Linked DNA regions of Homo sapiens: region 2 is linked to region 1. A link is an interaction called in ENCODE POLR2A ChIA-PET data of the cell type or tissue named here. Cell type or tissue: PC-9. All regions are shown on one strand. Links, peaks and the distances in the headings refer to the core of each region. The heading gives the core; the rest is flanking DNA. Region 1 overlaps HIF1A (hypoxia inducible factor 1 subunit alpha). Region 2 overlaps PRKCH (protein kinase C eta).

Evidence for each region. ChIA-PET counts read pairs that join two places held together with the same protein. Peaks named below come from ENCODE experiments on the same cell type or tissue, not always from the same donor. Only the 100,000 strongest peaks of a DNase experiment are listed, where the experiment ranks them.
Region 2: POLR2A ChIA-PET joins it to region 1 with 10 read pairs; 23 of 35 experiments call an interaction of 5 or more read pairs at or near these places.

Annotation. Positions count from the first base shown.
Region 1 is chr14:61,700,783-61,716,278 of GRCh38, forward strand. The region is part of intron 1 of HIF1A (hypoxia inducible factor 1 subunit alpha); the gene reads left to right. HIF1A-AS3 (HIF1A antisense RNA 3) reads right to left here. Exons shown (of 3, transcript NR_144368.1): 3 at 14,776-15,046. Among named protein-coding and RNA genes, the nearest start is that of HIF1A-AS1, 13 kb to the left of the region's middle. In PC-9, for the core only: no CTCF peak of the experiment used is centred there; no DNase peak of the experiment used is centred there; H3K27ac peaks cover 1,500 bases.
Region 2 is chr14:61,471,464-61,486,959 of GRCh38, forward strand. PRKCH (protein kinase C eta) reads left to right here. Exons shown (of 14, transcript NM_006255.5): 10 at 14,039-14,193. Among named protein-coding and RNA genes, the nearest start is that of PRKCH-AS2, 66 kb to the right of the region's middle. RefSeq lists enhancers at 5,265-5,364, 5,475-5,554, 6,188-6,247, 7,325-7,494, 8,092-8,261 and a cis regulatory region at 7,410. In PC-9, for the core only: no CTCF peak of the experiment used is centred there; DNase peaks (open chromatin) are centred at 6,888, 8,488 and 8,898; H3K27ac peaks cover 3,759 bases.

The DNA of each region.
Region 1 (15,496 bases), core at 5,556-10,555:
TCTAAACACTTGTTTTCTTTCTTTCCTTCCTTCTCTTCTCTTTCTTTCTTAGCCATCTAATGTGGCAAAGTGGTAGCCATCTAATATGTTGAAGTGATTGTTTTTAAGGGCTTGTTTGTGGATAATTAACCAGCTGAAAGCTAACTACAGTTTGCCAGTGGAAGCTTTAACTGAAAGGAGAGTAAGTACCTCTAAAAGGAGAATTCAATTTTTCTAGTGACTTAGATTTGTTATGCCAGTACTTTTTCACAGAAACACTTTTTGGGTAAAATAGTGTACACCTGTTCTATTGTTGATAAAGCCCAATTTAATTAGGAAATTTGTTCTCTAAGATTTAAAACAATAATTGAAATAATGTATTTTTATTAAAAACTGTTCCCAAGATGTTAGCTTTTAGCTGTTCTGGTGATCTCAACTGTTATTTATGAGTGTTTCTTTATTTTAAAATTTCACCTTAACCGGTTACAGTTTTAACCATAAAGATTATTTCAACATATGATTTTGAAAATTTATTATCTTGTAAATGGGAAAATGTAGTGATGGAACATAGTTTACTGTATGTAGTTCTTCACTTGTTTGAAAAGTCACAATATATTTAGGCAAATTAATTTAAAAGTGTCTAGTATTTAATATTGCAATTTTCACTCATTAAGGACAGGTCCCCCGTGTTTCCCCCTTTTTTTTTTCCAAGTAGTTTGGGAGGATTTGTTTTTCCAGCTGAAAAATACTATGGTTAAAAATAAGGTTTAAAGGCGAAAGTTGAAGTCTTTGAGGGTTGGGATACGTTTCTGTTCTTAAGAGTCTTGTAAATTCAGATGCTAAGCAAATTTCTTTAAAATGATTTCTACCCTCCCCCTTTCCATTATAAAACTGGATATGTTTCAGTGGACCAAATCCCAAGTAGGCTGAATTTGAAATTTGTGGGCTGGGCGCGGTGGCTCATGCTTGTAATCCCAGTACTTTGGGATGCCGAGGTGGGTGGATCACCTGAGGTCAGGAGTTCGAGACCAGCCTGGCCAACATGGTGAAACCCCATCTCTACTAAAAATACCAAAATTAGCCAGGCGTGGTGGCGGGTGCCTGTAATCCCAGCTACTTAGGAGGCTGAGGCAGGAGAATTGCTTGAACCTGGGAGGCGGAGGTTGCGGTGAGCCAAGATCGCCCCATTGCACTCCAGCCTGGGTGACAGAGCAAGACTGTGTTTCAAAAAAATTAAAAAAGAAATCTGTGGTGTGAATACTGGTACGTGGTGTACACAGTGAGCTCTTAATAAGTATTTGAATTAACAAATGAGACAATGATTGAATAATTGGATGAACAAAGAGAATGCAGGTTTTTAAAAGGTTTCTTTAGAAATATTGTCGGCCCGGCACGGTGGCTCCTGCCTGTAATCCCACCATTTTGGGAGGCCGGGGCAGGTGAATCACCTGAGGTCAGGAGTTCAAGACAAGCCTGACCAACTTGGAGAAACCCCGTCTCTACTAAAAATACAAAAAAAAAAAAAAAAAAATAGCAGGATGTGGTGGCACATGCCTGTAATCCCAGCTACTCGGAGGCTGAGGCAGGAGAATCGCTTGAACCTGGGAAGCAGAGGTTGCAGTGAGCCAAGATCGCGCCACTGCACTCCAGCCTGATGACAGTGTGAGATGCTGTCTCCAAAAAAAAAAAAAAAAAATTAAAAAGAATGTTTTAATTCTTTAGTTCCCTGTCTGAGATTCACTGATTGGTAAGAAGAAAGTTAAAGAATCTCCTTTGACTTTTTTTGATATAGATATTTAAATTCTATTACTTTATAGTAAGGTTGGGGTTTATTTTCTTTGCTTTATAATAGAAGAGCATTGATTATTCTCTTTGCTTTATAATAGAATACCATTTAAATAGGAGTTCCCTGAGTGTGTTTACAATCATTTGATCTGGCTAAACTATTTTAATGTTAATGAAATTTTAAAATTTTGGAGGAAAAAATTTAAAAACTACACAGGTGCACAAAGAAATAAAAATCACCTGCTTTTTCACTATGTAGAGACCATTGTCTACTATTTCTCAATTCTGTGTTACATCTGTATGTTAATAACTGTAGGATTAGGGACTGAGTACTGTTTTTAACCTGCTTTTAAAAAATTTACATCTACATTTTTTCCCATCTAAATAGTGAGGAAGAGTATCAGAATTTTGTAGGCTTGTGGTGATGGTTAAATTAGATAATATTAATGTTGGGTACTTAACATAATATATGGCTCTTAATACTCTCCAGATTTCAGATATAGTCTGTTTTACCATTACTGCCTTTTTATCAAACCTATTCTCAAAAAAGTGAGAAAAGTGCTGAGATTACAGGCGTGAGCCACCATGCCCGGCCTCATGGTTCTTTCTTAATAATAAATTAGAAGAAGTAGAATTACAGGGTCAAAAAGTATCCATTTTAAAGCTTTCAATGTAATTGCCTGTTTATCTTCTAGAAAGTTTGACCTAGTTGTATTTTAGAGTGTCATTTTCTTGAACTTTATCATCATTAAAGTTTTAAATTTGGAACACTGGCAATTTGATAAGTATATTAGGATTCTTCTTATTGCAAGTAGCAAAATACAACTCAATCTAGTTTAAGAGGGGAAAATGTAGTCATTGGCTAACACAATCTAATTTTGGTTTAAGAGACAAATCTAGAGTCTCAAATGATCTCAGAGTGTAATAATCCCTGACTTTTGTCTTGATATTACTTGGCTTGTATACCTTTGCTCTATTTGCATGCTGGCCTTACTCTGCCACTGACAGGCTGTCTGTATGGTGTGGAAGAGGACGGCTAGCATCCCCATACCTGCATCCATACAGTTTGTAATATAAAAAAAAAAAAAGTAAAAAAAACTCCCTCTCTCTTCTAGTGTCTATATATCAGTTTCCTAGAAGAAAACGTTTTGCCCTACTTGGCCATGTGAATGGAGTTCCCTGATTACATGAGTCAAATATGTCTTATTGTAGCATATTTGATGGTCTTCTTGTAGAATATTATCTTACTATACACAGAACTCTTGACCAGTAATTAATGGGCCATGAGTTTTTGTTGCAAGTCATTTGAATTCATATTCTATAGTTTTCTACCAAGTGTAGTCATTCTGCAAGCTGTTCTTGTCATGACTTTTGGGAAGTTGAGTATTTCTTCTATGGGTTAGGGTTTTCATCTCAAGAAAAAGATGATCCTTTTCTCTACTAAATATGTGTTAAGATCACACATTTTTCTAGATCGTTTAGCTCTACTGTGTGATCTTACACAAATTGCTTTATTGGGATGATAAGAATAATTGCCTTATAGGATTGTTATGAGAATGAAATGATACATCAACTCATATGAAACACTCAGAACAGCTCTTGGCACAAAGTAAGGGCTTAATTAAGTAGAAACTATCCATATATTCATAATATTATAGTATTGGTTAAGTTGTTTTCAACATTGTTTAGAATCGCTCAAGCCTTCTTTGTGATAATCTGACGAAGGCTATTCACCACCAGTGAGTAAATAATAGTGGCAGAATAGTTACTGATGCTTTTCCTTTACTTGGTTTTTTTTCCATAAACATCTGGCCTTTGCAGACTAAATACTGGTTTATGTATAGACATGTTATTCTAAAATAATTTTCCATAGTGGTAATACTAAAGGAAGAAAAATGTTCTCAAAGCTATTTATTTGGGATGTTAAAGGAGGGGGAAATTAAGAAAGCCTACATTTCCATGTCCTTTGTGTCCAGAATCTCATTAAATGTCTTTTAACTTGTTAGCAGAGGAAAGTTGGATATTGCCTGCCTTTGTAGCTAACATAGTTAAAATATTTAAATGGTTATAGTGTCAAACCAGTAGTCAAAGCCTTCACTGTGAATGGATGAAGGGATATTTTCTTGAATAATTTAAGTTGACTTATTTCAGTGGTTCAAAAAATTTCTTCAACGCTTAACCATGACTCAGGCACCTAACTATTATACTATGTCCTGTAACAGATTGTTGTGCATTCATTTATTCAACAGGTATTTGTGCAGCTAATTTATTGAGTACAGCATTGAATCGTTGATGGCTTAGGCCACAGTTGAACATTCCATTTTTTATGTTCATTCATTCATTCATAGCATATTCCATTTTTAAATTTTCAGTTCATTGCACTTTAAAGTTTGAGGTTCTTGCGAAGTACAGACTTTTGGGTTTAAGTTTTGTTATTTAATGTCAACCACCACAGGCGCATTGGCCAGTCTGCTTTTAGAATTTTCAGACATACATACACAAAACATTCTCACAAGACAATCTACTTATTTTCTTTTTTATTCCTGTGTTTCTTAACACAGGATTAATGTTCAGATCTCTTTTGGAGCAAAATAATCCTCTGAATTTTTGAGATGTACCCAGTGACCTCAGTCTGAGTATGTATACTGCATTAAAAAATGTAACCTTGTTCCTTTTAGTGGTCATTTGGTAACAGTTTGATCATAAACAAATGCAGCCTCAAACACAGAAGGCTTGAGGCAAGTATACAGAACTATGGAGAGATCATTTAGATGATGTAGAATATGCCTTTTCTTTTTTTACAATGCCACCAAAATGAAAACACGGTTTTAAAAATTCTCATAGAGTGTAACTTCAACACTGCTTTAACTCTATTAAACAAAGCACTGCCATGTTGTAATTCCTATTTATTACTCTCTGGAGTTGTATAAATTACCAAATCCGCCTTTTGTTTGATATCCTTTTCAAATATCTGAGGGTAGCTATCATGTTTCTTCCTTCTATTCTTAAAAAATAGTCCCAAATTTCTTGAATCTTTTAATTTAAAAATTATATATTGAGCATCTGATTTGTGGAAAGGCATAGGCCATATTAAAAATGGGGCTTCATATTAAAATGGGGAAAAGGGTGGAGATTCTCAGGTGGAATCTGAGATCTGCCACACACTAATAGTGTTACCTAACCCTTTTTAAAGACAAAGAAACAGGATCAGAAGGTCACTTTGGAAAATTTATTTGGTAATATTGGATAGGATGGATTAGTATAGTTGGAAAACAGAGACTCTTGCTTTAGGAGAGCTGCTCCTTTGTCATTTCCAGAATCTTAATCATGGTCAAGGTTTAGAGCTAAATATTTAATAGAAGAAGTCTTTAGGGTATGCTTTCTATTGTACACCCTTATTTCAATACATGTGTTTTTTCCTGTTATGTAAGTACTTTATTATTATTTATGCATCTTCTATTAAAGTTAAGCAAATAATTATTTCAAGGACACATTCTTCTACATACACACAAAGTTTAGGGTCACTGACCTTCTTAGGTTCTAGTCTTAGATCTGTTACCATCTAAGAGCATATAAATAAGGGAAACAGAAAGAAAAGGATTTACAAGCTGAGAAGGAAGCAATGCAGAGAAAGAAGAGTGATAGAGTAGGTAATTTGGGGAAAGTCAGTGATACACAGCTCTTAACCATGAACAGTGATTCTTCACTCTTGAATGTTTGTGACATTCATGAAGGTATTAAAAGCTGACTTTTAAAAAATTGTTTCAGAGAACTGGAAAAAAATTCAGTTGCCACATTCTTCCTTAGGTCATCTTTGAACTCTACTCATGCACTTACGTGTTTAAGGCAAAGTTTTACTAAACGCACACTTGTTCTTGCTGGCTTATTGACTTTTACTGCTAGCTTCTTATTCTTAGCAATTATACCTCACATTACATAGTATTGTGAAACTCACTATATTCAGTGTTTTGCCTGACAAACATGGTATGTTATAGGATGTGTATTCAGTTATAGCTAAAAATAAATTATTCTCGTTTTTCAAAATTTGCTGGCCTACCTGTTAAGCTTTTGCTTTAAGACCTGCTAATGTTTCTCAAACTTCTGTGGTTAAATCACCTGAGTGTCTAGTTGCTCTATGGATTCCCAGGGACCCATTCGCCAGAGATTCTGATTTGGTAATTTTGGGATGGAACTCAGGGATCTGTAAATTTTACAAGCACTCAGAAATGAAACATAGACTTTAAACAGCTAAGAGTGCTCATCAGGATTATGTTGATATTATTTTTTAAACAGATGTGCCAAGCCTTTAATTTGAATTTCCAGGGTTGGGATTTGGCCTTCTATATTTGGGGGAAAAAAGTTCTATTGATGATTGTGGATATATACCACAGGTCAACCATTGAATAGTCTAGTCAGTGTAGTTAGTGTATTTTATAATTACTAAGTTCTAAGTATGTGGTGTATTAATGTCTTAGGAGGTGGATATATTTCCTGTATTTGTAAAGCATTTGGGTAGGTTTTTTAAAGAGAAAAGTATGTAACAAACTAGTTTTGAGCGTTGCTCTTTTACTTCTTTGGGCATTTTTGAAGAACACGTTAAGTATCTTCTTAGAGCAGAGGGGCTCAGAGTGGTCCCCAGATTATCATCATTGGTAACACCTAGTTGGTGCATTACTAACTTGTTAGAAATGCACATTCTCAGGCGCCATTCAGACTTCATAAATCAGAAACTCTGGAAGTAAGGCTCAGCATTCTGTGTTTTTTTTTTCTTTATTATACTTTAAGTTTTAGGGTACATGTGCACAACGTGCAGGTTAGTTACATATGTATACATGTGCCATGTTGGTGTGCTGCACCCAGTAACTCGTCATTTAACATTAGGTATATCTCCTAATGCTATCCCTCCCCGCTCCCCCCACCCCACAACAGGCCCCGGCGTGTGATGTTCCCCTTCCTGTGTCCATGTGTTCTCATTGTTCAGTTCCTACCTATGAGTGAGAACACGCGGTGTTTGGTTTTTTGTCCTTGCGATAGTTTGCTGAGAATGATGGTTTCCGGCTTCATCCATGTCCCTACAAAGGACATGAACTCATCCTTTTTTATGGCTGAATAGTATTCCATGGTGTATATGTGCCACATTTTCTTAATCCAGTCTATCATTATTGGACATTTGGGTTGGTTCCAAGTCTTTGCTATTGTGAATAGTGCCACAATAAACATACGTGTGCATGTGTCTTTATAGCAGCATGATTTATAATCCTTTGGGTATATACCCAGTAATGGGATGGCTGGGTCAAATGGTATTTCTAGTTCTAGATCCCTGAGGAATCGCCACACTGACTTCCACAATGGTTGAACTAGTTTACAGTCCCACTAACAGTGTAAAAGTGTTCCTGTTTCTCCACATCCTCTCCAGCACCTGTTGTTTCCTGACTTTTTAATGATCGCCATTCTAACTGGTGTGAGATGGTATCTCATTGTGGTTTTGATTTGCATTTCTCTGATGGCCAGTGATGATGAGCATTTTTTCATGTGTCTTTTGGCAGCATAAATGTCGTCTTTTGAGAAGTGTCTGTTCATATCGTTTGCCCACTTTTTGATGGGGTTGTTTTTTTCTTGTAAATTTGTTTGAGTTCATTGTAGATTCTGGATACTAGCCCTTTGTCAGATGAGTAGATTGCAAAAATTTTCTCCCATTCTGTAGGTTGCCTGTTCACTCTGATGGTAGTTTCTTTTGCTGTGCAGAAGCTCTTTAGTTTAATTAGATCCTATTTGTCAATTTTGGCTTCTGTTGCCATGGCTTTTGGTGTTTTAAACATGAAGTCCTTGCCCATGCCTATGTCCTGAATGGTATTGCCTAGGTTTTATTCTACGGTTTTTATGGTTTTAGGTCTAACATTTAAGTCTTTAATCCATCTTGAATTAATTTTAGCATAAGGTGTAAGGAAGGGATCCAGTTTCAGCTTTCTGCATATGGCTAGCCAGTTTTCCCAGCACCATTTATTAAATAGGGAATCCTTTCCCCATTTCTTGTTTTTGTCAGGTTTGTCAAAGATCAGATGGTTGTAGATAAGCGGCATTATTTCTGAGGGCTCTGTTCTGTTCCATTGGTCTATATCTCTGTTTTGGTACCAGTACCATGCTGTTTTGGTTACTGCATCCTTGTAGTATAGTTTGAAGTCAGGTAGTGTGATGCCTCCAGCTTTGTTCTTTTGGCTTAGGATTGACTTGGCAAGCATTCTGTGTTTTGAGAATTCTTCCAGGGGACTGTGATGAAAACTGACGTTTGAGAACCTTCATCTTAGAGTAAAAACTTTACATACACATTTTTGTTGTTTTATTTATCTAGCACAATACTTCTTTTTTTTGAAATGGAGTTTTGCTCTTGTTGCCCAGGCTGGAGTGCAATGGTGTAATCTCAGCTCACCACAACCTCCATCTCCCAGGTTCAGTTGATTCTCCTGCCTCAGCCTCCCGAGTAGCTGGGGTTACAGGCACGTGGCAACATGCCTAGCTAATTTTGTATTTTTAGTAGAGACGGGGTTTCTCCATGTTGGTCAGGCTGGTCTCGAACTCCCGACCTCAGGTGATCCGCCCACCTCAGCCTCCCAAAGTGCTGGGATTACAGGCGTGAGCCACTGCACCTGGCACAATACCTTATATATAATCAGGGCTCAAAGATTTGTTGAGAGGCTCAACACCAATTCTGGACCAGGAAAGATTTTATTTATATCACTAGTCAGGAATAATCTAAAAACAAAAAGCACATTCTTCTTACAAGTAATATTTCAATACACATTAATGTAAACACATGGAAAAGTATTAGCTACTTAATAAATTAACATGTAAATGAAAAATTTACACATTATGGCTATTTCAGATGTGATATAGATTTCATTTTCAGAAGGAACCCTCCAATGTAAAACAGTGATTCTTTTCCCCGTTTATTTTACTGCATTAGAAAATCACATTTAAAGTAAGCATTTTGGTGAGGTTTGGAAGGTGAATAAATCCATCTTTTCTTTAATTATGGATATTTAAGAGAGATGTTGTTGTGCCGTTTAGATAATAATGATCTAAACCAAGAAATTTAGTTGCTTTCAAAAATAAAATAAGTGTATGCATTCTGAACATTTTTCTTTAGAAACAAACCATTTCATCTGTTTTTTTGAATTTCAAATTAATTATACAGAATTTTCAAAATTTGAAAATTAGGTTAGCATGAGAAACTGAAGATACTGAATTATATTGCCTGTTCAGTCTATACTTTTCTTTAGGATATACAGTAGGAAAGAAATATGATAGTTCAAGTTAGATTACTACTTCTTTCAGAGTTTTTTGACAAATGCAGGTACAGTGATAGTGTCAGTTCATGGTGAATTTTTGTTAAAATAAATTACAAAAAATTTGTGATCCTGGTATCTTGAAACTAGTTAATATTTGTAAACTTTGCTAACACTGTATATCACTGTATTCTGGTTTTATCTGTGCATCTATGAGTTATATGTGTGTATAGCTACATATGTTTATATTTATACACATACATTACACACAGGAGTGGAATCATACTCAATTTTTTTTGTATAGCCTGCTCTGTTCATATAATACTATATTGTAGCATCTAGTATAAGCAAAGATTAATTTTTGTAGACTTTGCTTTTATCCTGAAATTTTGTGGTAGCTGGTTTAATGGAAAGACAATTTCTGTGACGTGTTTTGTCAGTTAGGGATTGACCCTGGTAAAATATTGCTGGATAACAACAAGCAATGTAAAAATACATTTGTTCCATAAGATAACCTCCGTGAAGGTAGAGACTTGGTCTGTTTTGTTTATTGCACCGTGTCCTGTTCTGGGAAGAGTGTTAGACTCATAGAAGATGATCAAGAAATATTTTTTGAATACATCAATAACATTCTCTAACATGTGGGTATCCTAAAGGTTTATTTTTAAAGTTTATTGATTAGAATTCAGAAGATATTTTCCCAGATAAAATAATAGATTGCTAGCTGTCTTGAAAATGTAATTTATATTTAATTTGAAATGTCAGGTTTTTGCTATTTTTTCCATTAAGTAGAGATAGGGTTTTTAAAAATTACATGTGATGTTTTAAGTATTCTGGTTTTGCAACAATTACTAGATAGAAAATGTAACAACAGATCCTATTAATAATACTTCCAATAATACATATAAAATACTTGTCTAAAAGTAACCCTCCTTAAAAAAACAAAGCTGGCCAGGCGCGGTGGCTCACGCCTGTAATCCCAGCACTTTGGGAGGCTGAGGCAGGCGGATCAAGAGGTCAGGAGTTCAAGACCAGCCTGGCCAACATAGTGAAACCCCATCTCTAGTAAAAATACAAAAAATTAGCCGGGTGTGGTGGCAGGCGCCTGTAACCCCAGCTACTCAGGAAAATCGCTTGAACCTGGGAGGCGGAGGTTGCAGTGAGCGGAGATCGCACCACTGTACTTCAGCCTTGGGCAACAGTGCGAGACTCTGTCTCAAAAAAAAAAAAAAAAAAAGGCAATAGGATTAGGTATCAACTTAATGAAAACTTCGTGACAGCACTTTCTTGAAAAAGACTGTGGAAACCAAAGTTAGTAAACTCCTGTTTCTGCCTGGGTTCGGAAAACATAAAGATGATAAAGATGTTTAAGTATTCCTTTTTTTTTTTTTTTTTTTTTTTGAGACAGTGTCTTGCTCTGTCTGGAGTGCAGTGGCACAATCACAGCTCACTGCAGCCTTGAACTCCTGGGCTCAAATAATCCTCCTGCCTCAGCCTCCTGAGTATCTGGAACTACAGGAGTGCACCATTACACTCGGCTAGTAATTTGATTGGTTAAGAACATTAACTATAACTCACACATTTTCCTGACCACATTTGCTTAGGACAAAACAGTAAAAGACATGAGTGTAGATGAAAGCGATAAGGGAACTAATCTTAAACACTGAACCTCTTTTCAGCAAATTGGCTTTCTAGTTTCTCAGCTCTCTCTTTACACCTCTAAATCTCTTTCCTGGCAAGATCATTTATTTGCCTTGGTTTATGGTGATACTCTTCATTGTTATACTGGTGGGTGATTGTTTTAATTGATAGCTGTTTTTTTCTACTTCAGGAAGATGACACTGCTGGCTCTGCTGGCTCTGATGTTTACCTTGTGGCTAATGCCTGTGTTTGCCTGTGTTCACATTTATTCCACGATTCATTTGTTAACATTTACTAAGCTGCTTTTCTGTGCCAGGAACTTGGCTAGATAAATAAATGGTTGTTTTTGTACACAGAATTAGCTGTCATAATCAGTTACTGTAGCATTTATTCTTGCAAAAATATATATTTATACTTCAACTAGTGATCGAATCTCAACTTATTAATTCATACATTCAGCCAGCACATAATTGAATACTTCTTATGTGTCAGAAACTGTTCTAGGTGCTTGGGATGTTCATTGAACAAAATAGACAAAAGTCTCCGCCTCTATGGAACTTACTTTCCAGTGAAGGTGTGGATTGGTGGGATAGAAAATAAAATAATCAAGTAAGATATGTACTTAGGCTTTCATAAAAATACAGCAGGGCAAGAGGACCAAGATGGAGGCAGTGATCAGGGAATCTCAATGAGGGTGAGACTGCGACAAAGACTTGAAAAAGGTGGAGAAGCAAGCCTTGTGGGTATTTAGGGTAGCAGTAGTCCAGGCAAGGGGAACAACTAGTGCAAAGGCTCTAGGAGGCAATGTGTTTGAAGTGTTTTAAGAACAGTAAGGAGGCTAGTATGGTTAGAACAGAATGAGCAAAGGGGGCAAAGTGGTAGAAGGTGAGATCAAAGAGGTAATGAGGCCATTGTGGAGGCCCATATGGACTATTGGAAGGGCTTTGGCTTTTACTCTAAATGAGGCAAAAACCATTTTAAGCAGAGAGGAGTGATATGACTTGATTTCTTGTTAAAAGGATTATTCTAGTTGCTGTTACAGAAAAAGATTACAGGGGTGCAAAGAAACAGGGAGACAAAAGAATATAAGATTTTCACTGTAACTTATATCTAGTATGCTTGCTTATACTTGAAAATGCATATCCAGATAATTGTAGTAAATTCAAATATTATGTTTATTTAATAGTACTAACATTGATATGCTGGTTAATTATGATTAGGAGCACTAATAAAGCACAAATCAGGGATTCCCAAAAAGAATGTTGAAAGGGCAGTCAGCTTTTCCTGTGCCAGAAATCAAAGTCATAGCAGATTTGGGGCAAATATGTCAAAGTCAAACTTACGCACATCACTACTGAGAAGACAAAGATGAATGTGTGACAGTTTCCTGCCCCCAAGAATCTTTAAGCATTGTGAAGGAAGATTAATATAGCCAAATAACTAGAGTGATCAGTTCTACCAGAGAGGACCAGTTTTGGAAGCCAGAGGAAAAAAAAAAAAAACAGAAACAAAATGATGTTTGAATTAAATCTTTAAAAGTTTCTCTTATAAATTTACCAAGCCACATATTGGGAATGGTACCCCAGGCAGAAGGAGTAGAGTAAGCAAGCCAGAAAGGAAATACTATGGTGCTTTTGAGTAACTGCAGTGTGGCTGAAGAATGTGGAAAATGATGAGGATAAAGAGGTGGACAGGGAACTAGGTAAGGGAGGGCTTCCTTTTAAATAATTAGACCTTGTCCTGTGTACATTTAATGGGATTTTAATCAGGCCATAATGCCAAATTTCTTTACTTCGGAAGGATCTTTATGGTGATGGTTTCAGAAAGAAATTAAAGCAGAGTAACAGTGGTTAGCAATAATGATCAGCTAGTGGTTCCCAAACTTACGTATCATATGCATCTTGGAAGTTTTTAAAAACTCAGATTTTGGGATCCTGACTTAGATCTACTGAATCAGAATTTACAGATTCAAATTCCCAGTGAGGCCTAGGAATTTGAAATGTTGAATGTCCTTCACGATGCAGCTAGACAAGCATTTGGGAATAAAGCATTAGGTGACTATTTCAGTAGACTAAGGAGTGGGAGGCCATTTAAGCTCAAAGGCTATTCTACTTCTCACTATATTTCTAGTACCTAGCACAGTGCATGGTACTTGATAGATGCATCCTTTCTCCCATACCTCGCCCTACACATCTCTTCATGTGTATCCTTATTAATATCCTCTATTATAAACTGGTAAACATGTTTCCCTGAGTTCTGTGAGCTGCTCCAGCAAAGATGGGTTTGTGAGAATCCCAACTTTTGAAGCCTGTCAGTCAGAAGTTCCTGAGGCCAGACTTGCAACTCCTGTTGAGGGGGCAGTCTTGGGGACTGAGCCCTCAACCTGACACTGTCTCCAGGTAGATAGTGTTAGAATTGAATTGAAGGACACCCAGTTGGTGTCCGCTGCAGAACTGATTGCTCACCTGGTGGTGGAGAGAACCCCTCCTCTCCCGATAGGGTTGCAGAAGTTGTCTTCTGTGTTGTTGATTGCTGTGGTGTGGGAGCAGAGGGGGGAAAAAAGCTGTTGGAGAGTTTTTTCCAAAACAATAGGAGATTATTTAGATTTATAAAAATAGAATCAAAGTAGATTAACTGAGCACATTGTGAAATATAGAGTAGAGCTGTGTGTAAGGAGTATATCTTAATGTCAAGCTGACACCAAATTGAATGTTTGCTGGAACGTTCAAAAATCTAAGCTTCCCAAATCTGTGAAAACACTCAGGTTAGTAAACAGTCTTATGCAAACAGCAAGACAATGCTCAAAGCCATTTAAGGAAAAAGAACAGTAACTGAATTCTCTTATGGAAATGTGAGATGTTGTTTTAGTAAGTACTGATGGTGTTATACTTTTTGTTTATTCGTTTGCTGGTATTTCAGTTCCTAAAATTCCTTCAAATATGCTGCAAAATACAAACCAAGAACTTGGTGGATTTTCCATTTGTTTTCCTGTGGGAAATGATGGAATTAAAAACCTTGAGGATTAGACCTTGAGAGTTACCTTCCAGTGTTTATGCCACCATTATACAAAATTCTGGAGGACAAAACCCTTCCCACTTAAAAACCAGTTAGTTTCAGAAAATCACCTCATGTTAGGAGACTGCATCATTATAGTATGTGTGTTAGCTTTAGGTATAGATCTAAAATATTTTTAATATTTTAAAAACTTAAGCCTTTCTTCATTAATTTGGCCTAATACAAGTTAGAATAACTTTAAAAATGAGTACAAACAACAAGGAAGGGCCAGGCGCAGTGGCTCAACGCCTGTAATCCGAACACTTTGGGAGGCCAAGGTGGGCAGATCACCTGAGGTCAGGAGTTCCAGACCAGCCTGGCCAACATAATGAAACCCCATCTCTACTAAGAATACAAAAATTAGCTGGGCGTGGTGGCACACGCCTGTAATCCCAGCTACTCGGGAGGCTGAGGCAGGAGAATTGCTTGAACCCAGGAGGCAGAGGTTGCAGTGAGCCGAGATCGCGCCATTGCACTCCAGTCTGGGCAACAAGGGTGAAATGCCGTCTCAGGAAAAAAAAAAACAGTTTCTGTGACTGCTAGACAAATGTTGAGCAAGTAAAACACCAACAATGTTGAACTTAGATATTGAAATAGCTGCTCTGTACAAATAAAGTCTACTGGGAGTATAGACTGAATTACCATCTTTTGACTCTTTCGCCATAATGATTGGCATTACCGGAAGGGATTACCTTGCTTTGAAGAGCTGCTGGACAGTAGAGCAGAGAGCATCTATTACCATTGTAGGTGCCTTTCAGTTAGGATTTTGGATTTATAAGCAAACTCCAAGAAAGAGCCTGGTTCTGAGTTTCTCTGAATAGCTTAGGTCAAGTCCTAAATTCTGAAGCCAACTCCTATAATTCCTTCTTTATGTCTTTGGCATGTGAAGTAGGCAAATTTCGAACTTTATAATAATAGCCTAGACTTACAAATACTTGCCTTGGTAATCAGGATGAGTTTTTGAGAGACAACATAGTCTAGTGTTAATCGCGTGGACACCAGACTGCTTGAGTGAAATACAGGTTCTACCATTTATTAACGGAGTAATGTTGGGTAAGCTATTTAGCCAGGGTCCTTATCTGTAACATGGTGATAATAATAAAGATTAAATAATAGGTGAAAAATGTTTAGAATACCACTGTGTTATTAGTAAGCACCATGCATAGGTGTTTGGATTTAAAAATACTGGCAAAGGCCAGGTTGGGTGGCTCACACCTATAATCCTCGCACTTTGGGAGGCCAAGGCAGAAGGATCGCTTTAGCCCAGGAGTTCAGGACCAGTCGAGGCAACATAGATTCCGTCTCTGCAAAAAATTTAACAGAATTAGTTGGGCATGGTAGCGTGTGCCTGTAGCTACTTGGGAGGCTGAGGTAGGGAGGGGGAGGATTGCTTGAGCCCACGATTTCGAGGCTGCAGTGAGCTTATGATCATGCCACTGTACTCCAGCTTGGGTGACAGAGCAAGACTCTGTCTCTAAAATAAAATGAAAATAAAACTGCAGGCAAAAATGCCAACTGAAGAGTGAACATGAACTTTTCTTTGCATTTTTCTTGGGCCTGAGACTTTAAGAAGTGCAGGGCAGTTAAAATGATGAGATATAATTCTCACCTATCAGCTCAGCAGAAATTAATAAGATTAAAAAGATGCGTAATATATAATATTGCAGAGTGCATGGGGGAATTGATATACACATTCATGAACTGGCAGAGACAAAAATGGGCACAGAACCATTTGGAAAGCTATTGTGTATTTT
Region 2 (15,496 bases), core at 6,614-11,613, 230 kb before region 1:
CCATGCCCAGTTAGCCATCATCGCCACTCAGAGCTGTCTGCTTTACCGGGCTAAAAAAAATGATCTTTATCACCAGTTGTAAGTGACTTAAAAAAAAAAAGTACCCTTCCACATTGCTCAGAACTTTGCCGTCACCTTCTTGACCCTCACCAACAGGTCAGGTTGTTTTAATAATCTAGTGGCTGGTAAGCTTTCATCCTTTACAATTAAAAAAAAAATCACTGATTTGCATAATGCAGTGCCATTTGCCTACTTTGTTGGGGGTGGGGGCTGTCCTGTTCATTGTGGATGTTTAGCAGCATCCCAAAATACCAGCAGCACCTCTCCAGTTATAACAACCAAACATATCGCCAGACATTGGTTCCCAGGGGGGAAGAATCTCCCCTGGCTCCCTTACATGACTGTCAGGTGATTGTCTTTGGTATGAAAAGTCAAATGGGTTAGACGATCACTTTTCTTTTTATAGAAGCCAAAGCCAAATGTGTCAGACCTTCTTTATGAAAATATAAGCGTTATTTTTTTTCTGAGTTTGTAGAAAGGCAAAGTTCCTGTTGGGGGCTCATTACAGCTGTTGGTGCCTGCACTGACAGTGGCATTGTTAGGGATGGAGCCCCTGAGCTCGGGGGAGACAGCGGAAGCGTGCAGCGTCTGTTTAATGTGAGTGAGGGCTGGCATGCTGCTGGCAGCTCTCAACAGTGAAGCCTGCTGCTCGATAAGGCATTATTATCAGAGCCTGGGGGCATCCAGGGAGCAAAAGATTAGCTGACTGAGCATATATCTAAAATGGGTTATTTTTAAAAAGCAAGCAGTACAAATACTGCAGCTTGTCTTGTTTTAGCATTTAATAATTACACTTTCACTTTACCAGCAAGGCATTGAGTCAGTGGCATTTTATGAAAAGCATCCTCCCAAACCTGAACTTTGTGAGTCAGATTCCCATCCTGTGTGTGGTACATGTGGTTGGATTGTACAAACAGATAATCAGAGTTTTGCAAAATGTTTCCCAACCAGCATGGGAAAACGTGCTGATAGCAATATGATTGGGCTTTGAGGGAGAGCCACTTGCTGGCTTTTTTTCTTTTGTTTCCCATACATGGAAATGCCATTTCAACTTGAAATGTGGATACCTTACCAGAGGATTGCTTGAGCCCGGGAGGTTGAGGCTGCATTAGCGAACTGGGACTGCACCACTGCATTCCAGCCTGGATGACAAAGTGAGACTCCTGTCTCAATTTTTTAAAAACCCACACACAAAAAAAACAACAAAACAAAAAGTAGAACCTTAAATGCTATCTTAAGGCTGAATAGTCTCTAAATATTGAAAGTAGACCCTAGCCAAAAGAGACATTACCTGTTTCTGTAATATAATGAATGGTATTAGTGTACTTATCTTGCATTTTAAATTCAATTCTGTAAATGTTTATGGAGCATGCATTATGTGCCAGGGATGAAGACACAAGAACAAAATGTGGACCTGCCTTTTAATTGCTTACAGTCAAAGGTCATGATAACACCATGTGATGGAGAGAAGAAAGTCATGATTGATCCTCGTGGAGGTTGGAAGGACTTCCCAGAGGAGGGGCTGTGTGAGCTGTGTTTTGAAGATGAATAGGGATCTTATAGTCACAAGAGGAGGGCATAGACTCCCAGACAGAGGTAACAGCAGTGCAAAGGCACAGAGGCTTAAAATTGCAGGATGTGCCCAGGAAACCCCAAATGACTAGATGAGGCAGATTTGTAAGAAGGGAAATGGTGGTGGTTGGCGGCGGGGGTAGGGGGGTGGTGATGAAGAAGCAAAGTCATAATGGGTCTGATGTCCTTTGCTGAGGAGCTTAGACTAAACTGTTTAGGTAAAAGGAGCCAGCAAAATCTTTAAGTGAGGGAGTAACATAAGATTTGCATGTTAGAAGGCTCTCTCTGGCTGCTATGTACAGAGGGAGGCTAATGGCAGCAGATCTGGTGAGGATGCTGGGCCCGTGATCTGGGAACTTGCCTGCCCCAAGGCAGCAATCATGGGAGTGGAGTCAAGGAAACACTAAAGAAGTAGACATGATAGGACTTTTTAAGTGGGAATGGCCAGGGCTCTGGCCATTTGGAAGCCTAAAGAGAATGGAATAGCATGAGTTCGGTTTGGGGGAAATTCAGTGGTAAGATGCTTGTTTGTCAGAAACACACTTGAGATGGGAGATCAGTTTGGTGTCATCCATGTCCTCTTGGTAAGTGGAAACTATAATATAAAATCTTTCAGGCCAGGTGCAGTGGCTCACACCTGTAATCCCAGCACTTTGGGAGGCCAAGGTGAGTGGATCACCTGAGGTCAGGAGTTCGAGACCAGCCTGGCCAACATGGCAAAACCCTGTCTCTACTAAAAATACAAAAATTAGCCGGGCATGGTGGCACGCACCTGTAATCCCAGCTACTCAGGAGGTTGAGGCAGGGAGAATCGCTTGCACCCGGGAGGCAAAGGTTGCAGTGAACCAAGATCACGCCATTGCACTCCAGCCTGGGCAACAGAGCGAGACTCTGTCTTAAAAAAAAAAAAAATCAAAAATCTTTTAGTAGATGTTTATAGAGAGAGAAGAGAGGAGACTTGAAGAAGGAATTCTAAGTAAGGGTTAAGGTTGAGTGGAAAAAAGAAGAAGAATCAGAAGGAAGTGGTTTCATAGTAGGATAAATCAAGTGCTGAGATGAAGTCAGTTCACTAACAGACTCAGAGTTCTATTGGATACGGCATGAGGTTCTTGGTGTCACCATCTTAGGATCTGCTCATTTTTGGGGTTTTAAGAACCTGTCTGAACTCCACTTAGCCAACTGAAGCTTGCCTTCAAAGTTAACACAATGTGCTTTCTCCCATATAAACCTTTTAAGCTGTTTCTGATGACTGTTCCCCTTCCTGTTAGAGCTCCACCTCTTTTAATTTAGCCTCCATACCTTTAGAGTAAGGTCTGCAACTTTCTTCCTTAATTGACAGTGGAGATCAATATGTAACCCAGATTGCAAAAATGGTTTGGGAACACTGCATGTTCTCACTCATAGGTGGGAGTTGAACACATGGACACAGGGTGGGAAACATCACACACTGGGGCCTGGCAGGGGATGGGGGGCTGGGGGAGGGATAGCATTAGGAGAAATACCTAATGTAAATGACGAGTTGATGGGTACAGCAAACCAACATGGCACATATATACCTATGTAACAAACCTGCACGTTGTGCACATGTACCCTAGAACTTAAAGTATAATTTTAAAAAAATTTTTTAATAGTTTGGGAAGAAATTGTGGGCATGTCATTTGCTTGAACAGATTTTGTTCCCCAGCCAGAGGACCAGAGAAGAGTTTGTCATGGCTACAGTGGAGGAATCAAACTCAGAATAGCATGTGAAAGGCACATTCCACACAGAAACTTCGGCCCGTGCATCAGCACTGCAGACAGGGGGAGAGGAAATGAATTCTCAGCCAGTAGATTCCCAGGCATCACCTTGAGGCAGATATGGCATATTCTTGGCCATAGTCTCTACTTCTCTAACTGGGCAAAGTGTCTAATCAACTATAACCCAAAATATCTTCCCACATGGCATAAGTGTCGAATTCATACATAGATCAGAGGGAGAAATGAAATTGTGGTTGTCTTAAAAGTTTACACAGTTTAGGGATCTCCATCATGAAAAATGATCTAAATAAATGAAATGGTATTTTTACTCTTTATCCTACAAGCCCTATACAAACTAAGTCCATAAATATCCTATTTGATGCTTAAACCAAAAGCTTTATAAAGAGAATTTCACTATGTGAAATAATGACTTGAAGAAATCCTATTGTGGATGCTTTTGTTAAGTTGCTAAACCTTTTTTAAAAAGTAGATAATCATCCAAGATATCTTCTTTGTGACTCTTAAGTTTTAGTGTATTTCAAATGTGGATAGTTTTTGACTAGGAGGTTTGTTCAAACGTTCTTCTCGACCACTAGGGGGTGCTCTAAAGGTTAGTGATGTCTAAATGATTGACCAATCAATTAAAACACCGTGCCCAGTTAGCAATCATCTCCACTGAGAGATGCCTGCTTTACCAGGCTAAAAAAATGATCTTTATCATGGCATAGAGACTATAAAAGCTGTGTCCTTTTATTTTCATTAACCTAATTAGAAGTCAAGCTAATTGTAGGACTTCATAGAACTGGCATCGGGAATAGCATGCAACTGTTAAAAAAATCATGGTCTTGATGACTAATTATATCAGGAAATAATATGCAATATAAATGAAAAGAGAAGTGTATGTTTTTTACTTTTTCCTTTCTGTTTTTAAAACATGCTATAAAATGTTAAGTATAATTAGGACACAAAGGAAAAATTAAATCTAGTTAACATTACCTTGAAAACTTCTTATTTGCCCTGAAATCTCCAGTTCTTTGGAAGCTAAAAGCTTGAGACTTCTATATCTGGTTGTCAGGATTAGGGTGATTTTATTTGAATTTTCTTTATTTTCTTCTCAATTTTCTATCTATTTACTTTGTAATTACATTTGAACTATGGATATGTAATTAGTTTTATAAATAGAAAAATCAAAGCTTTATAAAGGAAAATATAGCATCAGCAGACCTGATTGTCCTACTTAACTCTTCCACAAACTGTTTTAACTATGGGCAAGGTACTTCACTTCTTTGCCCTTTGCTTCTGTAAAATGGTTGGGTGAAACGAATCTTGGCAGTTTGTTCCAGCTCTTCTAAAGTTCCATTTTAAATTTTACCAGGAGACAAAAATGGTTCCTATTATGTTCACTCTTGAAGCATTTATTAACCCTCACAATTGGCCAGGCACTGTGCTTGGTGCTATTAAAGATATCTCACTTAGTATCTGGGCTCTGCCTTCAAGGGTTTCCGGTCCCCCATGGAAAAGAAGACCAAGTGCACAGATCCATCCCAGCCCTACACAATGATACTGGAAAGCTGTATGTGGACCAGAAATGCCAAAGGAGGTTCCATCAGGAAGAGGGGACTTGTGCTCTGACTCTGCTGTACCCCTGATCATATGTTACCACTTATTTATGCTTTAAAGAACATCCTGGCCTGGATGTTTCACAGTGTGTTAAACTGCAAGGTAGATTTCCTCTTTGTTTCCCTGGTCTACTGTATATATGCCAGTAAGCCTTGTCAGGTTTCATTATGAGAGATGGCTATAATGCATCCAGATTACTAGGAAAACACTTGGTCTTTGAAAAGAGCTGTGTGTCCCTCTAGGTTTGAAATGCAAAGTCCTAAGGCTTTGTTATATTCAGGACATATTTCACCTTCCCAAAGACTAGTCTCAGCTCAGACAGGATGTATCTTGCCTGTGGGCTTGACACAGGGGTTGCTGGGTGATTGAATTAACCTCTGACATCTTCTGGGCTGTGCAAAATGATAAGTTCAAAAAAAAAATGCAGCCATTAGACTCCTTCTCATTGTTTCTTCCTTGAAGCCTTTGTAATCTTTCTTAATGTGGTTAAATTCAAGTTATTTCCAGTTCAGACATGGTGCAATCAGATTTCCTCATGCGGGTGCTTTTCCACTGTGACCTCTTTGACGTCAGTAACTGTTTCCTGTTTATTTGAACTCCCTGCTCACCCTGTAGATGACTTTGTCTGAGAAAAATAATAAAGCAACGGTACTTAGGAGAAGTTCAACACTGCTATCTGTTACGGAGATTTCCTTCTCCTTTCCCCCAGCCGTCAATAGCACTCTGCAGCTTTTCATACAGCATGAGCTTGTTATTCATGTAGAAATACTCCAAGGCAGTTCTTAGAACTTGGGTAAGTAAGAATAGATGTGGCTCCCAGCTTAACATTGCCTTAAAGCAATAGCTACATTTTTCATAACTTTTACGTGTTATGTCTATCTTTGAATTATTTCCAAAAGGTAATCTGCATCCTCACTATAATTCTGAGTATGGTGGCTATTTCCTACTGCCTTGGTTTCTGGAATGATACATCTTCAAATGCAGTCTTTAAATCATAGAGACAACAGATTTTTTCTTTAAATGGAGACAAATCTTTGCAATCTGGTTCTGAGATTGAATCAACTTTATAGAAAGGAAGAATAACTGCTATAAAAAGTCTCGCTTACAGTAATATGTTTTTAGTACATAAGGAGGGCATTTGTTTTGCAATAATAATTATTATAAAGCCCCTAAAATAGAAAATATGAATTACCAGTCAGTGTTAGAAAACTTATCAGAACTGAAACCTTTGTTAGTATGTTTTGGTTATCAAATCTAGTTTTGTAACCCCTTGCTTAGCAAGCATTTCCCAGAAAGAAAAGTCCTTACCCGGTCAAGGCCATTACCATATAGCATCGGGAAACATCCCTGTGTCCCAACAGCTGGGCTAGGACTCCTTCCACCTCCTTCGACCCTCTATACCCTTGTCCCACACTGAGGGTTGGGGGAGCTGCTGCAGTTGCTGTTTCGGCTGCTGTTTCATTCCTGTCCACTTGTGAGTGTGTGTGTACCTCCGCCAGTCTTGGAGGTCTGTGAAGGAGGCCTCGAGACCCAGTGCATGCAGCTCACTGCCACGTGTGCCACAGCCACAGCCAAGGGGCCTTCCTATGCCTCATGCATCAGGCCCTTTGGAGCCCTGGGAGCAGACGGCCATGGCGGCTGAAGCTGCAGTGGATGCACTCATGATGATGAGGATAATAATAGTTGCTAACATTTCTTGAGCATTTCACTTATGGTATGCCAGACACTATTCAAAGCCCTTAGCTTAAATCATTTAATCCTCACAAACCTGTGAGTTGGGTTGTCTTATTATCCCCATTTTGCAGAAGTGAGTTTTGTGAGAGAGAAGCTAAATACAGCACAGCAGGAGTTGCTCTTGGACCTCAAGCATCCTGGCCCAGAGCCCAGGTGTCGCCACTGCCCTGGGCTTCCTCTTAGTCATACCAGGGACTTGGGCACTGGGCACAAAATCTCCTCTTTATATAATGTAGTGGTACCAATAGCTTCTATTGATTGAGATTCTTTTCTGGGCTTGGCACTGTATGAGGCACTTGGCTTCTGGTTTAATCTTTACATGATCACTGTAGTTATAGATGTTATTATCCCAGATTTATAAATAAATAAGGAAACTTCTTACCCCTTAAAAATGGGTGTGTGTGCCATGCATGGTTGCTCACGCCTGTAATCCCAGCACTTTGGGAGGCCGAGGTAGGATTGCTTGAGCCTAGGAGTTCAAGACCAGCCTGTGCAACACAAAGATACCCAGTCTATACAAAAAATTAGCCAGATGTGGTGGCACAAACCTGTGGTCCCAGCCGCACAGGAGGCTGAGGTTGGAAGGATCACTTAAGCCCAGAAGTTCAGCGCTGCAGTGAGCCATGATCCTGCCACTGCCCTCCAGCCTGGGTGACAGAGCAAGACCCTGTCTCAAAAAGAAAAACAAAAATTGTGTGTATTTTAGCTGAAATTCTCCTGGTAGCAGAAAATTTACTTCAGGTAGTAAGAAAACTTTCTTAAGGCTATGCAAAAAAAAGAACTAAAAATAAAGATTCAGAGGTACAACGGATGTCTCATGCAACCCAAGGGCAGGAGTTGGCCAGCTCTCTCGGCTGATCTGAAACCAGAAAGACATGAGGAACCCTGGCAGTTTTGCTCTTGGCTCACTCACCCTCCCTGATCTCTTGTCTCTGCCTCACTCTATGTTTCTGCTTCATTCTTCTCCTTCACCCACCCACCTGTCCATCCACCCACCCAGTCTTTCTCCACTCTCTTATACCCAGGCATTTCCCACGTTTACACTGCAAAAGCAGTTTCCGTTTCCTAACTCATGTTTCCTCAGTTCCTGCACACAGCCTAGACTAAATTAAAAGCTTTTTACCTCAGTTTCAGTTTTCTGGAAAAGAGACTCTGAGCAGGTGCAGCTTGATCTAACTGGCTGTGCACAGATGCTGAGCGTTTACCCATGCGGCCAGGCTGGAGCATGGGTAAATGCTGAGGAAGGGATCACCATGAGCTGAGCAGATGCCTCCAAAGATGTTTGCCCCAGTGACCTTACAGGATCTTGCCCTGCCTGGTCCATGCTCGCTCTCCAGTCACTTTCCTTAGTTAGTATCATCTTGTCACTGGTACCATCCTGGCATAGCACTTTCATCCACCCGGATGTTATGTCTCTTGTTCATACAAATTGCCCATCAGCTTTAACTCCTATCGAACAGCCCTTAATGAGGGGGCCTTAGGGAATGCACCTTACTTATACTGACAGCCATTATTCGGGGGATATTTTTAGCCCCTTGGGCCTGGGGAAGGAATAGTTCTGAACTGATAGCCAGGGCAGAGAGTGGACCCAGACTGCAGCAGGTCAGTGGCATCAGAGCAAGTGACGACAGGAATTCTATTATCACCAGGCAGCAGCTCCTCTGCCTCCCACACCTGTAACTCACACCAGGTGTGGGACAAAGGGATTTCTGAGTTGCTTTCACTCCCACCGGTGTTCATCACCCCATGTTAATGACTTGTACTTGTGGTTGGCTGAATCAGGGACAAAAGAGAGGAGCAGGGACAAAGGGCTTAGCCACTTGGCTTTAGAAGTGATGTTAAACCGGTCTCCTGGCCTTGAGATTTCCTACCACACAGGTCAGGGCAGACTTCACCTGACAGAAGCCAAAAGCCTCAGGTAAAGCTGTACAGATGTGCAGGCTCAGTTTCTAGGAAAATGGACTTTAGAAAAACCAAAATGGTTCTATGCACAGGTTTAAATACAGAAACAGTCATCTTTGCCATCTCTGTCTAGAGTGGGATTTGGGAAACCCCTCTCTGCCATAGGAGTGACTCACTACAACCATAATCCATCTTCCAGTACTTCCCTAAATGCAGGATTTCCAAAAAATGCTTCACCTAGTTGCTTCACAATTGAATTTGTGAAGCATGATTTGGTGTTTGTTGAGTCATCAGTGATACTAATTCTTAAATAGCACAGACTGAGAGTAGAGCTGTAGGTGAGAGGTTATCTTTTGCCTCCTTTTAGAGCTTCAAATACAGGTCTTTGCTTTGTAAAGGGCATTCACTAAATATGAGAAGTTTTACTCCTTTGGAATTAATTTTGCTGGAGTGATTTGCTTTTGTAGCTGATGTTGTTTTATTCTATGTGGCAAGTTCCAACATTACTGGAGTCTTTTTCAAGCCAAGCACCATAGCTGCACCTGTTTTACCCCAGGCACTGGGCTTATAATTCTAGTAGAGACTGGTAGTGAGTGATCATGTTTATTAATGGCAGCAGAGACCCTGCACTTCTCATTTGTGGGTGACCTGTGAAAGCACCCCTAAGTAGCTTTTTGCTTTTTCTGCATTTCATTTTGAAAACAGCAGTACAGTTACAGCGAAGCCTCACACTCACCCACTCCAGCGCTTGACAACCTGCCTGCCTTCGCAGTCCCTCCCGTCTGCCTGACATCTTACACTTCAACTGCACAGTCTTCCTGACACCTCCCACCTCAGTCCCCACTCCAGCCTGACTTGCATACCCTCATCCTTCTAGGCTGGGGAATTGACTCCTCTCAGAAGCTTCCCCCCAAACCCCACCTGCCAAATTCCACCTCCACCTCCAGGCTGCTCAGATGCCCTGCTCGGTGTCCCCATAACACCTTCTGTACCTCTCCACTGCACTTAACACACTGTGGCGATGTGCTGTGTCTGCATGTCCATGAGCTTACTGAGAGCAGTGTGGAGTCATATTAGTTTTAGGAGACTGGGTCCTTACCCAGGCCCTGGCGTACCACGTGTGTGTTTAGTAAACATTTGTCTTTGTTCAGAACCTTAAAGGAACCAAGAAGATCTCTGCAAGCTGTAGTAGATGTCGTAAAGCCTGCGCACCAGGCTCCAAGTGGAGCTGCTGGGACCTGAACCAGAGCCAGCCGATTTTCACTGTGGATGCCATTCCAACAAGCCTGGTTACCTCAGGCAGCAGAAAGGCCATTATGGGACATGGGTGGTTACTCGTGTCCCTTAATAATGGGCAACAAGGATGCAACAATTTCTTTTTGTAGCTGCTTTCTGACTCCCATTGCCTAAACAAGGGCTCTCTCAAACAGCCTCACAACTGTGTCTTTCCCATGTCTTATCTTCCATCTTTCAGATGAAAATAAGAAAAACATGGAGGAAGCACATGTGACTTTAGTTTGCTTCTAATTGCAAGAGTAATACACACTCATCATAGAAACTTTGAAAGATACTGAAAGGTAGAAAAAAGAAATGTCACCCCGATCCCACAACAAAAAACTGACTTCTGTCACTCTATAGCCATCTTTTTTATCCTTTCTATGCATCTGTCTGCATTTTTGGCTATAACTAAAATCATCCTGCACATTCACGTTTGTGATCTTTTTTTAAATTGAAAATACCTACATGAGAGCACAAGCATTGGCAGCTTCAGCAGCAGCTATCACTTACTGCACACTTGCCCGAAGGGACCTGAGGACATACTTAATACAATTTTACTTCTGATGATGACTCCTCACCCCACCACCCACCACCTGATGATGTGTGGGTCTTCTTTCCTTTTCCTTTTTTTTTTTTTTTTTTTTTTTGAGACAGAGTCCCCCTCTGTCTCCCAGGCTGGAGTGCATGGCGCGATCTTGGCTCACTGCAACCTCTGCATCCCGGGTTCAAGTGATTCTCCTGCCTCAGCCTCCCAAGTAGCTGGAATTAGAGGTGCATGCCACCATGCCCAGCTAATTTTCTTGTACTTTTAGTAGAGACGGGGTTTCACCACGTTGCCCAGGCTGGTTTTGAACTTCTGACCTCGAGTGATCTGCCCGCCTCAGCCTCCCAAAGTGCTGGGATGACAGGCATGAGCCACCACGCCTGGCCTGGATCTTCTTTTCTAAACACTAGAGATTTTTTGTCGTTTATCTCCTTCTCTTCAAAAGTAATCTTGGAGAAATTGCTGCCAAATCTTTGCCTCTCTGCAGCAAACATTTTAAAATGGGGTGAACAGAAGTGCAGGTCAACAGAGGGTTTCCTCACAGCAAAAACATTTTGCTTGTTGATAAACATGTCTTTGTTTTTTATACCTGGTGACGTTATTTGAGGTCTTTGATAGGATGGACCAGTACTCTGCATTAAGTCGTCGTCGTGTCTCAGCTGGCCTGTGTCTCCTGCCTGCTTCAAGAGTTGCTCATAACCTGAGGGCTGTGAATTACACTCTGTGTTCCAGGTGGTGCCAGACAGGAGGTTAGAAATGAGACTCTGAATGAAAAGAAACAGGTACAGCAGAACCCATCTTTCTGGAATTCTAAAGCTTATGGTCCCTCACTGTGTAGCAGAGGTGAATCTGCCAGAGTCTGGCATTATCTGAGAATCTGCCTCCAGGGCTGTAGATGGGGCTGGGCTAAAGCAAGACTAGAGGGCAGGATTTTCTCCCCCCAGATCTGGAATTTAGCCCACAGTCTGGCTTTTAGATTTTAGGCTTTCGATGCCTACTGCCTTAAAACTCTTGCCAAGTGCGCCACTTATAGCAGCCTAAGGAATGGCCACTTCCCCACTGACCCAGTTCCAGTAGCCAGGTGTTCAGAGCAATTGGAATTCATGTGACTGCCAGTCAGATCCACGAGGAAGATGAACAGGCTGGTTAACGAAAACATGTAAGACTGACCTCCTTGCCCAGAGATGATTCAGGGTGGCTTTTTGTCTTAGTCTTCCTCAGGCCATCAGTGGCCATCCCTCCAAATGGACAGATACAGCATTGGCATAAAACCTTACTATGCAGATGCAGCTTTTTGGGATGTTTCCGGTGTGTGTATATCCTCCGCCCAACCTGTTGCTAACCTGCTAATTCTACCTTAATCCTTCCCATTTAGAAAATACAGGACAGCCATTGCTCATCAAAGCTTGTCCCACCCAATTCTGCCTCTCCCCTTGTCAGTCACCCTCAAATGAAGGCCAGGAGCTTAGGCAGATGGCTTGCTGTATTTACATAGTTTGCCTGTTGGCTTACATTGGCCAACCCGAAGAGTTGTTTTGGTGGTGGTGGTTTTTGTTTTGTGAATCTTGCCATTCCTTCTTCACTATTAAATTCTTGCTTCGCTTTTAGCAGAAAGAAGTGTTTAATAAATTCAGGGGATTTTTTTTTCTTCTAATTAAGGCGTTAGTTAAAATAGGGCATAGGAGGTCATAAGCCGTGCTTCCTTCTGATAGGGGTCTGCGTGGTTACACCAGGCTTGCAATGGGAGCTGAGCAGGAGCACGCACCCTGCTCTGCCCATTGTTCAGCTGTGAATGTGTGGAAACACCCTGTGCAAAGCCGGTGGCACTTACAACCACAAATAAAGATAGGTTCAAGGCTGGGTGTGGTAGCTCATGCCTGTAATCCCAGCACTTTGGGAGGTTGAGGTGGGAGTATTGCTTGAGCTCAGGACTCGAGACCAGCCTGGGCAATATAATGAGACCCCATCTCTACTAAAAATCAAAGCCGGGTGTGGTGGCGCACGCCTGTAGTCCCAACTACTCCAGAGGCTGAGGTAGGAGGATTGCTTGAGCCCTGGAGGTCAAGGCTGCAGTGAGCCAAGATCGTGCCACTGCACTTCAGCTTGGGTGACAGAATGAGACCCTGTCTCACCCAAAAATAATGATAGGTTCTGTGTATCTGCATCCGTTGGTAAAATACCACTTTCCTCGCAAAATAATCTGCAATCCCACAAAATGGTATCACGGGGTCCCAAGTCGATGGCACTCATCCTGTGGGCCTTAGCTCATGTTTCCCTTGCTCAGAGACGTCGCCTGACCCCCAGGCAGGTGACCAGATATCACGCTTCCTCTGCTTTTCCTTCACAGGATTTACCAGAATTTGTCAATCTGCTTGTGTCACTTTTTTTTTTTTTTTTTTTTTTGAGTAATGTGTTTCTCACACCAAACTCTGTATGGGGAGAGGCTGTGTCTGCTCTACTCTCTATGGGATCCCGGCTCCGAACTCAGCACCAGCTAATCAGGAATTTCATAAATGTCACAGGAAGGAGTGAGGAAACCCATTTATCTTAGAGGTGCTTGAAGCAAAACGTTTTACACTTAGATAAATCTTGGATCACTTTTTAAATGAGACCTACACGTTTCTTTCATGAAGCAGTCATGATTTCCATAGCACTTTATTCACACTACTTGCATAGTATTTAGTACACTGCATAGTGACTTTTAAGAGTCCACTTTTACCTGCTAGGTTGAGAGTCACTTAAGGGGGAGATGGCATCTCGCTCATTTCTACATTCCGACTCTTGACTCAATCTTTTGAAGGACTGAGTGGTATTTCCAATGTGGATGCTACTGTGAGGCTGTCATTTGGCTTCCTTTTTTTTTTTTTTTTTTTGGAAGAAGGAGTCTTACTCCTGTCGCTCAGGTGGGAGTGCCGTGGCACAATCACAGCTCATTGCAGCCTTTACTTCCCGGGCTCAGGTGATCCTCCTGCCTAATTTTTTTTTTATTTTTTTGTATAGACAACCTCTTGCTATATTGCCCAGGCTGGTCTTGAACCCCTGGGCTCAAGGGATCCACCCACATAGGCCTCCCAAATTGGTAGGATTACAGGCATGAGCCACTGCACCCGGCCTCCACTTCTGTTTGGCTGACTTGTCTAAAGGGGTGTTCTTTTTCTGTGATTGTTCTCTGCCCATTTGTGAGAACTAGAGCACCTGCTAGGTGTCCTTTACTTTGGGTAATTAACCCCACATGTTCCAGATTAAAGGCATTTACCTTTCGATTTACATTCTCTCTCCAGGTACATGACCTTTAAGGTACAGAGCTGGAACTCGAGTCAAAGGTTTCTGATGCCTTCTGTACTTTTGATTTCATGTAGCAATTCAAGGCTGTGTGAAATGAACTACAGGAGATCCAGGTGCTGCTCTGCCCAGGGGATCTAATCCCACCAGACCGGTTGCACTGCACCCTGACCCATGGTCAGGATGTTTCCTGGAATACATCCACTTGACAGTGTCCTCTCTATGCCACAGCCTTAGGCAATATGCTGCTGATGGAGCTCTAGGTTAATTGCTACACCACATTGGGCCCTCTCTTGTGTTTGTATCCAGGATCGTCTGTTTTTTGTGATGGAGTTTGTGAATGGGGGTGACTTGATGTTCCACATTCAGAAGTCTCGTCGTTTTGATGAAGCACGAGCTCGCTTCTATGCTGCAGAAATCATTTCGGCTCTCATGTTCCTCCATGATAAAGGAATCATCTATAGGTGAGTTTTGGTTGCTGCCCTGTCTTCTAATTCACTGCCTCTTCCCTCTCCTGGTATGATCCATCCTTCCACTTCTCATGATAATCAGTTGAAACCTTTTTTGGAATTAAATTCACAGAAGTTTTGTTTTGGTTTTTGTTTTTGAGACAGGGTCTCACTCCATAGCCCGGGCTGGAGTGCAGTGGCGCAATCATGGCTCACTGCAGCCGGTCCATCTGGACCTCCCAAGTAGATAGCTGGGACTACAGGCACGCACCACTACACATGGCTAATTTTTATTTTTTATTTTTTGTAGAGACAGGGGTCTTGCAATGTTGCCCAGGCTTCACAAAGGTTCCAAGGATCCATTAGGATAAATTAATAACAGTAATAAACACTGCCTGCAATCTAAAATTTGCCTCACTTTGTATTCATAAAATAGGCCCGACAGTCTCAGAAGAGACTGTTTATTCATGAATTGGTTCAGCCCCAGTTTGCTAAGGACCTGTCATAGCCAAGACCTGCAGGGTGCTAAACACACTGTTGTTCTCTTTTTTTCATTTTAACATTTGAAGTGAATCCCTTAACCATGATTCTATTCCATTTTAAGAATCTACACCTTAACTAAAGGGTGTGGCTAACCTGCTCTAAGTTACAAGAATTACAGTCATGTGGAGCATGGCTCACCAGTCAGGAGCTAGGTGAGCCACTTGTGAGCAGTGTCCTGCATGATAATATCTTCCGTGTGTAGCCCCCTCCCAAATATTTGATTCTCCATTTTGTGACACACAATCTTTTGATCATAATATACCATACTTTGAATGGACTCCGAATCTGCTTGATGTTGTTAAGTCTCAGAATTCAACAGATATCAAATGTAACTTTAGTCAGAGAGAAGGTTGGAGACAGTGAGAAGTGTAATAGTGAATGTTAGATAATTTTTATTCTCACATTTTCCTGTTTTTTTTTCTGCTGTTAGTGTCCTCACCTAATTGCACATATGCTCTTTTTTCTTTTTTATTGTTTTATTTCTTTTCTTTCTTTCTTTCTTTTTTTTTTTTTAAGACAGTGTCTTGCTATTTTGGCTAGGTCGGTCTTGAACTCCTGGCCTCAAGCAATCCTCCCACCTTGGCCTCCTAAAGTGCTAGGATTACAGGCATGAGTCACCACACCCAGCTCACATAAACTCTTTTTCTCTTGAGATGCAATTGTTGCTTTCCTTAGAGAAAAATTTTCGTATATTAGGGGCATGAATGCCAAAGTAAAGGATTTCCTGATTGAAATTTGCTATTTATTAACCTTGTTAAATGCAGTTCCTATCATA